Linked DNA regions of Homo sapiens: all the other regions are linked to region 2. The links are chromatin contacts, found by Hi-C or POLR2A ChIA-PET in ENCODE. All regions are on one chromosome and are shown on one strand. Each heading gives the region's core, a stretch centred on a gene start or an enhancer-like site at or near the end of the contact. The rest is flanking DNA. Distances are from core to core; before and after follow the strand shown.

What was found. Hi-C counts contacts between places; a loop is a spot of excess contacts on that map. ChIA-PET counts read pairs that join two places held with the same protein, here RNA polymerase II (POLR2A). Pooled maps may share reads with other maps.
Region 1: a map of naive thymus-derived CD4-positive, alpha-beta T cell shows a loop between it and region 2 (4-fold over the local background). The contact joins the promoter of APBA2 here to the promoter of NSMCE3 in region 2. A Hi-C loop is called at or near these places in 2 of 168 maps with a recorded cell type or tissue (CD4-positive, alpha-beta T cell and naive thymus-derived CD4-positive, alpha-beta T cell) and 7 of 50 pooled maps. POLR2A ChIA-PET finds 5 or more read pairs at or near these places in 2 of 52 experiments (CD4-positive, alpha-beta T cell and naive thymus-derived CD4-positive, alpha-beta T cell).
Region 3: a loop to region 2 is called in a map with no recorded cell type, with 10 times the contacts of the local background. The contact joins the enhancer-like site here to the promoter of NSMCE3 in region 2. A Hi-C loop is called at or near these places in 1 of 168 maps with a recorded cell type or tissue (OCI-LY7), 1 of 37 single-sample maps with no recorded cell type and 5 of 50 pooled maps.

Annotation. Positions count from the first base shown.
Region 1 is chr15:28,884,290-28,887,768 of GRCh38, forward strand. APBA2 (amyloid beta precursor protein binding family A member 2) reads left to right here and starts at 1,685. Exons shown (of 15, transcript NM_001353788.2): 1 at 1,685-1,989.
Region 2 is chr15:29,267,533-29,271,113 of GRCh38, forward strand. It overlaps NSMCE3 (NSE3 component of SMC5/6 complex), which reads right to left and starts at 2,290. Exons shown (of 1, transcript NM_138704.4): 1 at 1-2,290. The coding sequence starts at 2,173. The coding sequence ends at 1,259. All of the region lies in intron 2 of ENTREP2 (endosomal transmembrane epsin interactor 2), which reads right to left. RefSeq lists enhancers at 1,585-2,086, 2,087-2,586.
Region 3 is chr15:29,733,722-29,737,785 of GRCh38, forward strand. It overlaps TJP1 (tight junction protein 1), which reads right to left. Exons shown (of 28, transcript NM_001330239.4): 11 at 3,543-3,693; 12 at 553-661. Among named protein-coding and RNA genes, the nearest start is that of LCIIAR, 61 kb to the left of the region's middle. Within about 2 kb of position 1,575, at least 4 of the 41 ENCODE cell types and tissues checked have a DNase peak (open chromatin) inside an H3K27ac peak, as active enhancers do.

The DNA of each region.
Region 1 (3,479 bases), core at 435-2,934, 380 kb before region 2:
ATGGGGTTTAATTTCCAGTGACTGGCCCAGAGCCTGCTCATGGGAAGATCTCAAGGGAGGCTGTTGAAGGAACAGCATGCAACTTACCGGCCCACACACGTTCACACAGATGGGGGTGGGGGTTTGAGGAGGTGGGGGGTGTTGTGTGGATCAGCTTCAGGCACAGGTGTCTGGTTTCCTATGGGATGTGACCACATAACAGTAAGGCAAGAAGATGACTGCATTTATCTTCTCAGAATCACTTCTTCTTAATTGTTGCTTCCCACTATTGGCATTGGTGAAAGGCTGGGCCACAGGAGGCTGGATGAACTTTGTGTTAGCCAGGTAAGCAGAATGTCTATGCAGGTGGAAAGTAGACAGTGAAGGTGTGCTCATCTGAGTACGGAGGGGCATAGGTCAGGAACCTCGTTGGCCTGCCCTGGCCTTTGCCCCTTTGTTTGGCCCTGTGGCTACAAAGCTCCCCTACCAGGAGCAGCCCCCACTGGCGGCTCTGGCCCTGGAAACCTGTGAATGTTTGGTGGGGGCAGGGTGTGGAGAGGCCAAGTCCACAGTGTATCTAACCCTAGTCCATCTCAGGATTCGGCTTCCCCCAGCCCCTTCTCCTTAGGGTCTCAGCTCGGGCCCTCAGGGCAGCAGGAAGATGCGCTGTCCTCACTCCCAAGTCCCCCTGCCCTTCTGTGCCTTCTGACCTGGGCAGAACTTCCCATGCCACAGCTTCGCCTAATCCAGCCACAGGAGAAAAGAAAACGAGGGCAAATCACCACGATTTGGGGGGAGGGAGGCCCCTGAGCCCCCGCTCTGCCCAGACAAGGCATCCTGTGCATCTCCCATGGCTCATCACATCTGCCTGGGACTCAGTGAAAGGGCCAGAGGGCCAAAGGTGACACCGGAGTCTCCAGCACGACCTTCGAGGGCCTCCAGGGCATTTCTCGCGCTGTAGGGGCGGAAGACTGGCTCCCCTGGGGATGCATGTGAGTGTCTAGGAGTGTACGCTCCCCAGGGCCCCGCGGAGGTCAGGGTTCTCTCCATTTAGGACAGCAAGGAGAGAAAGCCCTGGAGTGAGGCCCTGGGGCTGGGGGCTAAAGCAGCACAGAGTATCAGAAACGGGGTGCTGGGATGGTTACCGGGGACCGCCAGGGAAGACTTGGGAGTCCAGCATGCGCCTAGGGGAGCTGCGGTGGGGAGGCAGCAGGGGGCCTCCTCTGCCGGATGGGGCCTTCGGAGGCCGCGATCCCCGAGAGTTCTTCGCTCGAGGGTTCTTCGCTCTAGGGTCCCCCATTACAGCTGCGCGGGGCCGAGCAAGCAGGGCGCGGCGGCCGGGGCAAGGTGCGGAGCCTCGCGTTCACCGGCTCTACCTGCGGAGCCTCGCGTTCACTGGCTCTACCTGCGGGACCAGACCCCTGCAGCTCCCCAGCCAGCACGGCCGGGGCACGCCCGGGAATCTGTGTGCTCCCCAGGGCCCGGGGCGTTCGGGGCGCCGCGCCTTCCAGCGCCTGGGTCCCAGCCCCGATCCCGGAGACCGGCCCGGGGGGACCCGGGGTCCCGAGTGCACCCTCCTGCCCTGCAGACTGTCCCAGCGCCGGGGCCAGGGGGCGCAGGACCTCGCGCACGCCCGGCACGGACGCATCTTTGTCTTCCCTCTCTTCACGGCGCGCGATCTAGCCGGGAATCGTTTTCCGGCCCCAGTGTGCCCGGCGCGGGTGAGGCGGAAGCGGCCGGGGCGGGGGCGCAGGCCCGGCAGCCGCAGGCCGGTGCGGGATGCGCCCCGCAGCCGCGCCGCGTGCGCCCGGCAGAGGCGGCCCTGCGTGCCGTACGCTGCGTCCGGGGCGCGCCCGCCGCTATTCGGGAAGCTATTCAGCTTCCCGGGCTCATTAGCAGTCGCGGTGTGCGGCTCGGCGCGGGCTCACAAAGAGCTCGGCCTCGCGGACTGAGCCGGCGGCAGCGGGGCGGGGACGGCGGCGTACCCGGGCAGCCCAGCGCCCTGGCCAGGTAAGCTGGGGAACCTGGGCTGCCTGACTTGCCGGCGGCGGCAGCCTGGGGCCGCCCGGGGCGCCGCGAGGACCCGGACGCGTGGGGGGCGGCGCGGAGGTTGCGGCCCGAGCGCTCCAGAGCGCTGCCCTCCCGACTCAGCGTGGCTGCGGGGCGGCCGCCGCTGGGATATGGGGGTACAGCCCGGCGGCCCCACTCCTCTCTGACCGGCCGCTTCCCCCTCCCACGACGGGTGGGCGGGCGGGGCGGGGACCAGGCGGCGGCTCTCGCATCCCGCGCGGGGGGCACCGCGGCAAGGGGCCACCCGGCGCGGACAAGAGGCGCTGTGTGGCGGGGCTGTCCGCTCGACTCCTGCCGGGCTGGCCGGGCTGCTTGGCACCGGCATCAAGTCCCCGTGCCGGGCGGCAACTACTGAGTTTGGGGTCGCCTCTGGGTTCGCTGCCCCCAGAGAACCCAAGCCCAGATCTTCGCCCCCTTCCCTTTCCCTTTATAATAAGGCCCAGAGGGGAAAACTTATCAATTCAAAACCCCACACCCCGTTGCTCCTGGGCTGCAGGTGCCCGGTTGGGGGCACGGCGCGGACCTGCCCCTCGGCCTGGCCCCTTCCCCATGGCAGGCACTGCCTGGCAAGGCTGCTGGCGGGAGATCTGGCTGCAGATGGTGAAGGAGAACATCGAGGCCCCCGGTCCCCAAGCAGGGCGCCATGGGCCGGGCAGCGGGCCTCGGTGTGCCCAGGCGGGGAGGGGGCGAACTTCCTTTCTCCGACGCCTGCCGAGGACCGCCGTGGAGAGCAGAGCCTTAGAGGGGCCTGCTAGTCTTAACTTCGTATTTACTGGCAGAAGGAAGGCTTAATTTTTCAGATCTATTCAGATACGACCTGGCAGGCACCAGACATAAATCTGTGGTTGAGTGCAGTCAGCTCCTAAATGGGCATGTGGAGGGTGAGGCACCCCGAACTCGGCATCTTGCGTCTGGCACTGTTTTTGGGCTAAACTGCCTCTGGCCTCTTCAACCTCCTGTGCCTCTTTCTGTTTTTGTTTTTGTTTTATTTTTCTGTTTTCCTTCCTCTTTGAGAAAGGACAGTGATTTTAGAAATAATGACCCGAGAGCTTTGCAGGTTGAAGTGGGACGAGTTTTCCTAAGGTGCAGGTTGGCAGGTGCCAGGAGCCTGCAGGTGGCTTTTTCTCAGGCCTCTGGGTCAGGGTCCCTCCAATGAGGTGAGGCAGGGGTTTCTCCTGTGTGTCGCCACTACGCAGGGGACAGGATCTGGGTTTCCCAGTCCAGGGCGTCCAGGATGCCCTGCCCTCTGTGCTGATTCCTGGGTGACCGTGGGGGCTGCTTCCCCCTGCAGCCTGGGCTGGAGAGGGTCTCCTGAGCTTAGGATCTGCCAGGCAGGAGGGCCAGGGTGACACGGACCTGGAACGCTGGGGCTCCAGGCAATGTCCAGGGCGTGAGTGGGTAAAGCTGGAGCTTGTGGCTGTGTGCCGGCA
Region 2 (3,581 bases), core at 1,040-3,539:
CAGCCCCAAGACCCATACCCTTTTCCCTATACCTAACTCCCTAGGAGGTAGATCTTATGTCCTGCTCTTATGTTCTATGTGGGGCACACTCACCATACACGTTATATTTCCCCATACAATAGAGTGAGACTAGAGGACTATCTTTTGAACCAGGAATTGCTCTCCTAGGAATGATTTGGAAAAAAAGATAAAGAAAAGTTATATTTAAAAAGTGGCAGCTCCAGACCAAGGAGAATAAAAAATAAAAACATTAAAGAATAACAAATAAAATTCTCCACATCACGGACTAAAACCATTTTACAGGTCAAGAAACATCTGCATACAAACTAAGGAACCTATGTAAATTCATATACTAGTTATGGTGGGGCCAGGATCTCAACCCAGACAGTCCGATTCCCAAACAGGCATGGTTAATGGTTACGCTATTGTTTTATAAGCCTTTTTGAGATCCACAGTGAGAAATATATTTCACCTCATGATCCTGATTTTGTTTCACACAAAAGTGAAACAACTTCTACAAAACAGCATTGACCTTAATATGTAGCAAAAACTTTAAGATGTTGATTTCCAGTCATGAAATTCTCTCATGACCCACGATTTAAAAAACACACAATGCTTAAGTGCTTCAAAAATACAGTATTTATTGTAATAACTACAGTAGCAAGAAGAAAAAAACGAAGTGGAACTACGTGTTTAGCAGCAGAGCTGAATAATTATGAATATAAACAATTACTATTGGGAGAAAATACATTACACTCATTGCTTGGAACCATGAATAATACTTATATATGTACGAAATATAGAAAAATAAAATAGGTTAACATAATAAGGATATAGGCAATTATTTTTTTTAATTTTATAAAAACTTTTATTTTTCCTTACAAACTGGGGTAGTTAGGAGACCTGATAATAGCTTTTTTATTTTCTTGGCACCAAAGCAACTTACTTATGTGTTCCTTCTTGCATTATCTGTTCCAGATCATAGTCAAGTTTTCCAATTCGTTTTACTAAGCTAGCAAAATTTTTTATACCAAAAAGAGTAAAATCAAAACAAATGCTCCTTTGTTTATAGATGAAAATCTGGAGCAAAATAACACAACATTAAAAAAACAAAACTTTGCAAACACATCCTAAAGCTACACACATTGAAGCGTTTACAGCAATATGCTCCCTGGGTTCGTTCTCCCTTCCCCCAATCCTCTAAACTGTGCCTTTGGGTCTCAGACCCTTGTCCCGGGGGTCCCTCTGAATCCACCTTTCAAGAGGATGGAGCTGGGCCACTAGGCTGAGGTCTGGCCCTGTTCTCCTCATCTGCCAAAGCCTCACAGTACTGCGCTGGCCAGTCCTTGGGGTCTTGATTATGGACCTTGGCCACAAACTTAAGAACTTTCATCTTGCTGGTTTCCAGGTTGGTTCGCGGGCCCCACTGGAATTCGTAGTCGACGGGGTCGGTGTGGGGTATCCGCCGGTATTCCAGGTAACGCTGTCGCACAAAGTCCTCAGTAATGAGTTTCTTTGGATCTCCGAAAATTAAATGCTTCTTGGTGGGGTAGACCCCTAAGCGCCGCAGAAAGTCCCAGGCTTCAGTTTCCTTGATGGTGTTGCCCTTCATAAAGATGAGCCCTAAGACGATCATCAGGAGGCCCGTAGTGGGCGTGCCTTGGTCACCCCTCATCTCGGCATCCTCCTCCACAGGCTCCAGGGTGTTGATGAGGATGTAAGTGTTGCTCTTGGGTTCAAGTTCCACCAGCTTATACCCGAAGACGTACTGGAGGCGCTCGGCGGCCCGTTTGAAGAGGTCGGGGAAGATGTCCTTGTAGTCCCCGATGACGTGCTTCAGTATGTCGGCCCGCTTGATCGGAATCTTCTTCTGGTCTTTAATCAGCAAGAACTGCACCAGCTCGGACACTTTCAGCTCCAGCTGCTTCTGGCTCCTGGGCCCCACGGCGGGGGCGGCCTGGGCCCGGCGGGCGCCCTGAGGCGAGGGGCCCTGCGACCCCTGCGAGCCGCCCGGCCCGCGGGACGTGCTCGGGGCCTCCTCGGCAAAGCCGTCTCTGAGAACCCGGGCGTCTTCCCCGGCCCGCGAAGCCCCGGGGTTTCCGCTATGGCTCCAGTCTCTGTCCCTCTCGGCCTGGCCGCCAGAGCGGCCCCGGTTCCTCGGTTTTTGCAACATGTCTCCGGCGGCAGGTGCCGGCGCACACTCCGGTAGGCAAGCAGCCGCGGCGGGGATTGCGGGTCGGCGACCCGCTAACGCCGGTGCCTGGAGGCGCGCGCAGTGTCGGCTGAGACTGCGTGCTGCGTCATGAAGCCTGCGCCTTGCGTCAGGGCGGCTGGGCGGTGCGCCTGCGCGGCTGCGGCGGGTACCAAAAGGAACAGCGTTTTCCGTGCAGCCCTGCAGGTCCGGGCGATGATTTTTAGTATAGTGAAGTGTTGTTACCAAACCATGCAAACAGAGAGCGAGAACCGAAACTCCTAAACAAGTGTGTCGCTAAATTCAGACCACACAGGCTCAGGCAAGTTTTACAGACAGTATTATGAGTTTCTAAATCGGGAGCATTTGTAAACGGAAAGAATTCAGAGGATGAACGTGTGAGAAAAAAAAAAGGTGAAGAGGAAGGGCCGACCGTGGAAGTAAAGTAAAAACATTTATTTCTACACAAAATGTAGAAGGACATAAAAGACCCAGAGGGCTCTTAGTTTTCGTCCCTCCACCCAATTTCATACCCTCCATCCCACTGCCCCCAGTTACTTTCTCTAATGCCCCGTGGAGTCTGTTAAAAACCAAAGTCGGCTGCAGGCTTTCTGCGCAAGCAGGACTTCAGTTTCACTATTTCCGTATTTATATTCTCTGCATTAAACTCCTTTAGCTAGACAACTATGAGAAGACCACAAAAAACGTGTCAGTATTAGGTAAATGTTTTAGCTTGGTCACATGGGTTTATCTTTTGGAAAACAACTGCTTTCGTCACAACCACAATTTTAGCAGAAATGGGTAAGAGGAATGCTGCAAACAAACGTGCACTCTCAAGAGATTACTACTTAATTTGGGGCATCACTGATCAAGAATTGCAATAATGTGGAGCTCTTAAATTTCTTAATTCATAATATATTAGCTTTGAGGAAAAAAAAGAGAACACTGGGGGATTTATCTCTCATCTATGATGTGATATACAGTCTCTACTGTATATTTTAATTGTGCAACTCAAGTAGCCAAAATGAGTCATTTCATTAACTCAAACCATCAGCAGTCTGCTGCCATGACTTCTACAGATCTTAGCAAATTTGTTTCTTCTCTATTTACTTGCAAAGAAGAAACTGAATTTCCCTGTGTCTTTTTAAAGCTACCCAGAAAGTGGATAAACTCTTCAAAGAACCAAATTGAGTTCCTCTTTAATGCAAATATATTCAAAGGAAAGCAATTTAGAACACATTATCTGAGTAATAGCATCAAACACAACCTTATTAAAATTTTGTTAATTGTTAGTAGCATAACACTTTTGTTTGTAATTCAGTAGGAAAATGCAATCTGATAATGGCACTGGAACTGCAATAGTAAATGTAAAATCATATTCCATGAACTA
Region 3 (4,064 bases), core at 325-2,824, 470 kb after region 2:
GGGTGTGTGCTAGTGGCATCTCATCTAGTGAGCAGAGGCTAGGAATGCCCCTAAACATCCACAATACACAGGACAGCCCCTAAAACCACATTATTTGGTCCAAAATGTCAACAGTGCCAAGGCTGAGAAACCTGGCTCTAAGTGAAAATTGTATCACAGAAAAAATGGAGTTTTCTCTTGAATTAATGCTAATAAACATCTGAGTGTATTGCTTAGAAACATCAGTACAAAATCTGAAAGCTGCTCATATATACTTTTGTATGGTTCTGATGGCTAATAAATCAACACTTTCTATCACTTGTAAAGGGTTGGATGGCATTTTATTTAAATTAGAATACTATAAAGGTTAGTCCTATTAGCATGCTCTGCTAATGAGAATCATCTGAAATTCTGTGCTCCTAAATGACTTAGAATTACATAACTTTCTTTGAGATTAACAAATTCATTCATCACTCAACTATGAGTGACTTATTTTTTAAAAATGGAATAAATCCCTTTGTAAGTCCTCAAACTCTACAGGTTTATCTCCTCCATTTTCTGACAGCATCTCACCATCCTTCTTCTTCTGAGCCAATATGGTCACTTCTTCTCCTTTAGGGAGGTCAAGCAGGAAAAGGACGGCTTCTTCTCTTATGATATTTGTAAAATCTACGTTGTTTACCTAATAAATAAGATTTCATAAATCATTCTTGGCTGTTTAAGAATATGAAAATAACATACGCAGGACACAGATACTCTCAGTCTACCTAATTTGAAAATATCACATCTTTTTTTTTTTTTGAGACAGAGTCTCGCTCTGTCGCCCAGGCTGGAGTGCAATGGCACGATCTCAGCTCACTGCAACCTCCACCTCCCAGGTTCAAGTGATTCTCCTGCCTCAGCCTCCCGAGTAGCTGGGATTGCAGGTGCCCACCACCACACCCAGCTAATTTTTTTATATTTTTAGTAGAGATGGGGTTTCACCATGTTGGGCAGGTTGGTCTCAAACTCCTGACCTCAGGTGATCCGCCCGCTTTGGTCTCCTAAAGTGCTGGGACTACAGGCATGAGTCACCACACCCGGCCGAAAATATCACATCTTTTAAGACCAAAAACTTTATTTTACTTTGGAGAAAAGAATACACTCTAATTTTAAAAAAACAGAAACAAATAAAGTGAGTTAAAGGTATAAATTTATTTAAATAGTATTCAGTGTGTCCTGACATTAAAGATCTGTGTAAAATTTAACCAGTTTAGATGAAAAAAGGTAACTTTTTACAAGTTGCTGAGAAAAAAAATCAAAAGAAAATGGGACTAAAAAGACAATCTGCACTGTAGCAACCCTGTAAGAGCATCTGTGTAATGCAGGCTCAGTGTTTGCCAAGTTAATATTTACTTCTATTAGAAGCTTCTAAATGCCAAAATGAACTTATTAAAATGTCACCAGTGACTGTGTGCAGGATTACAGGCAGGTTTTCTTCTTTCCACCTTTTGGAAATTTTCCAGATTAAAAAAGAAAAAAAAAAACCCTAGAAACAAAAAAACCTGACACGCACCACTTACTTTTATGATACAAAACAAAAGTGAACTATTAAGAAACATTTTTTAGCCAGGCGCAGTGACTCATGTCTGTAATCCCAGCACTCTGGGAGGCCAAAGTAGGTGGACTGCTTGAACCCAGGAATTTGAGACCAGTCTGGGCCACGTGGTGAAACCCTGCCTCTACAAAAAATACAAAAATTTGCCACGTGTGGTGGCTAATGCCTGTGGTCCCAGCTACTCAGGAGGCTGAGGGGAAGAATGTTTGAGCCTAGGTGTTTAAGGCTGCAGTGAGCCGTGATCACACCACTGCATTCCAGCCTGGGTGACAGTGAGGCGCTGTCTCAAGGAAAAAAAAAAAAAAAAAAGAAAGAAACGTTTAAAAAAATGTATGCCCTGATTACTTCAAAACAGGGTTAAGAGATGGGTAAGAAAATAGGTCTCTTTACTTTCCTTGGTATAGTGAACGTTATTATACATGTTGTATTTAAATGTTTTTGACCTAACTTGATTGACAACAATGTAAACATCATCAGAAAGAATGACCATATCAGATCAGATGGAAATAGGTCTGAAGTCACCATGATGCCTTGACTTTTTGACATGCTAAGTTTGAAGGGAAAAGGAGGAGGATTCAATGAGAAAATGACAGAGCTCAGGAAATTGCTAAGTGAAAAGACTTTGATTACGAGCTGCTCACTTGAGCAACCAAACCCAAGAAAGAGGCAGTGTAGCAAGAGAAGCAGAGAGTTACCAACATTCTCCAAGTTTTAAAAGTATCAGTAAAGAGGCAGGAAAAGAATAAAAAAATGTACCAGAATGGCAGTATTATGGAATCTAAGGAAAAAAGTACTTCAAAAAAGATTAAGACAGTCAAAACGCTGCTAAAAAATAAAGGAAAATGAGGCTTGAGGATGACATTAACTCAGCAATGGCTTATTGAAAACTGAGCTTCAGTGTGGTGAAGGTGGAAGCCAGGCTGCAAAACTGTATGACCACAATGATTGAAAAGAAAACAGGCAAGGGCCTCAACCACATCCTTCAACAAGTTAAACAGCAAAAAAGGACAAATAAGACAGTGGAAGATAGATGAAGAACCAGTGGAGAGAGAAAGACAAGAAAGTGAACAAAGCTACAAGATTCTGGAGCAGACAGGAGGCTGAATCCAGGACACTGGCAAGAGGCAGGCTGAGTACAGAAAGAGACCAGAATAGAGAGGCCACGGCAAAGACTTTGTGGTAGAGAAGCAGAATAAATGTAGGAGCTCACAATGGACAGATACCTTCTGATTAAAATGGGACATAGTTTAATCTAGCAAATCAAATGGAGGTTTGGATATTTTAAAAAGAAACAGGAGACAGATTAAGATGGTACTATGTCACTAGGTGAAACCGTTTATGGGGAAGGAAGGGAGGACTCTATAGACTCTACTGATACTCTGCATCTAACCTGGGCTTTCCTGATTTGTGTAACTAATCCTGTCTCTTGTGGAGTATGAAGTTTCAAAGCCAGGCAGCTTACACATTTGCCTTTGATGTGAATTCCATCTCCCTGTGTCTGAGCCATTATCTGGGGTTAAAAAGGTCCCAGAGGTTGTGTGGATTGCTTCAAGATGACTCATATGGGAGAGGAACACTTGATGTTGCTTGCTGCCAAGTTGTGGCCCATGGCAGAGTCCTGCCAGTCTGAATGTTTAGTTGAACTTCCAAAGACTACCTGGTAGATATTATCATCGGGATATAAGACTTATTTTCTTTTATTTCCATGAACACGAGTGGTAGAAATGAAATGTTACATTCTTTACTAACACAAAATATAGCAGTAAACAAGAGCAAGATACAAGAATGGGAAGTGAGAAGTCCAGCATAAGGTAGACCTGATGGATTTTGACTTTCAAAGTTTAACTGGCTCAATGGAGACTGCTTACAGATTACAATCTAATTACAATAGTAAGCTTGTTGTTTGATACCTTTTTCTGGTGATCCAAATACTTTTTAACCCACATAAGTTGCAATACTGACATACCCTGAGAATTTGATCACCTTCCTCTAAGCCTTCCTTGGCTGCAGGGCTATCTTCTAGAACGCCAGCTACAAATATTCCAACATCATTTCCACCAGCCAGCCGCAAACCCACACTATCTCCTTTTCTGAATTTTACCAATTTCATGCTGGGCCTGTTAAAACAGATATTTCATTTGAAACAGTTAAGAAGAGCTTAAAACGTTATAGCAATCACTACAGTGAAAACTATATTCAGAATTAAATAAAGAACCATCATTTCTAAAACTTCTCTCATACCACTATTTTACTAAATAAAATTTAGTGTTAGAATTCAAATCAGACTTAATAACACTATTTTCTGATTAACAGTTTTGGAATATTCAAATTTAATATGCAAGTACTATTTTACATAACTAATTTATAAAATTACTTTGTAAAACAATGTTTTCTCAACTCTCAAAGAGTTATGGTACATTCCAAATGGCTAAAAACATCTTCCATTTTTTCCACCCCAATTCACACATCATTTCTATTAATAACTGAA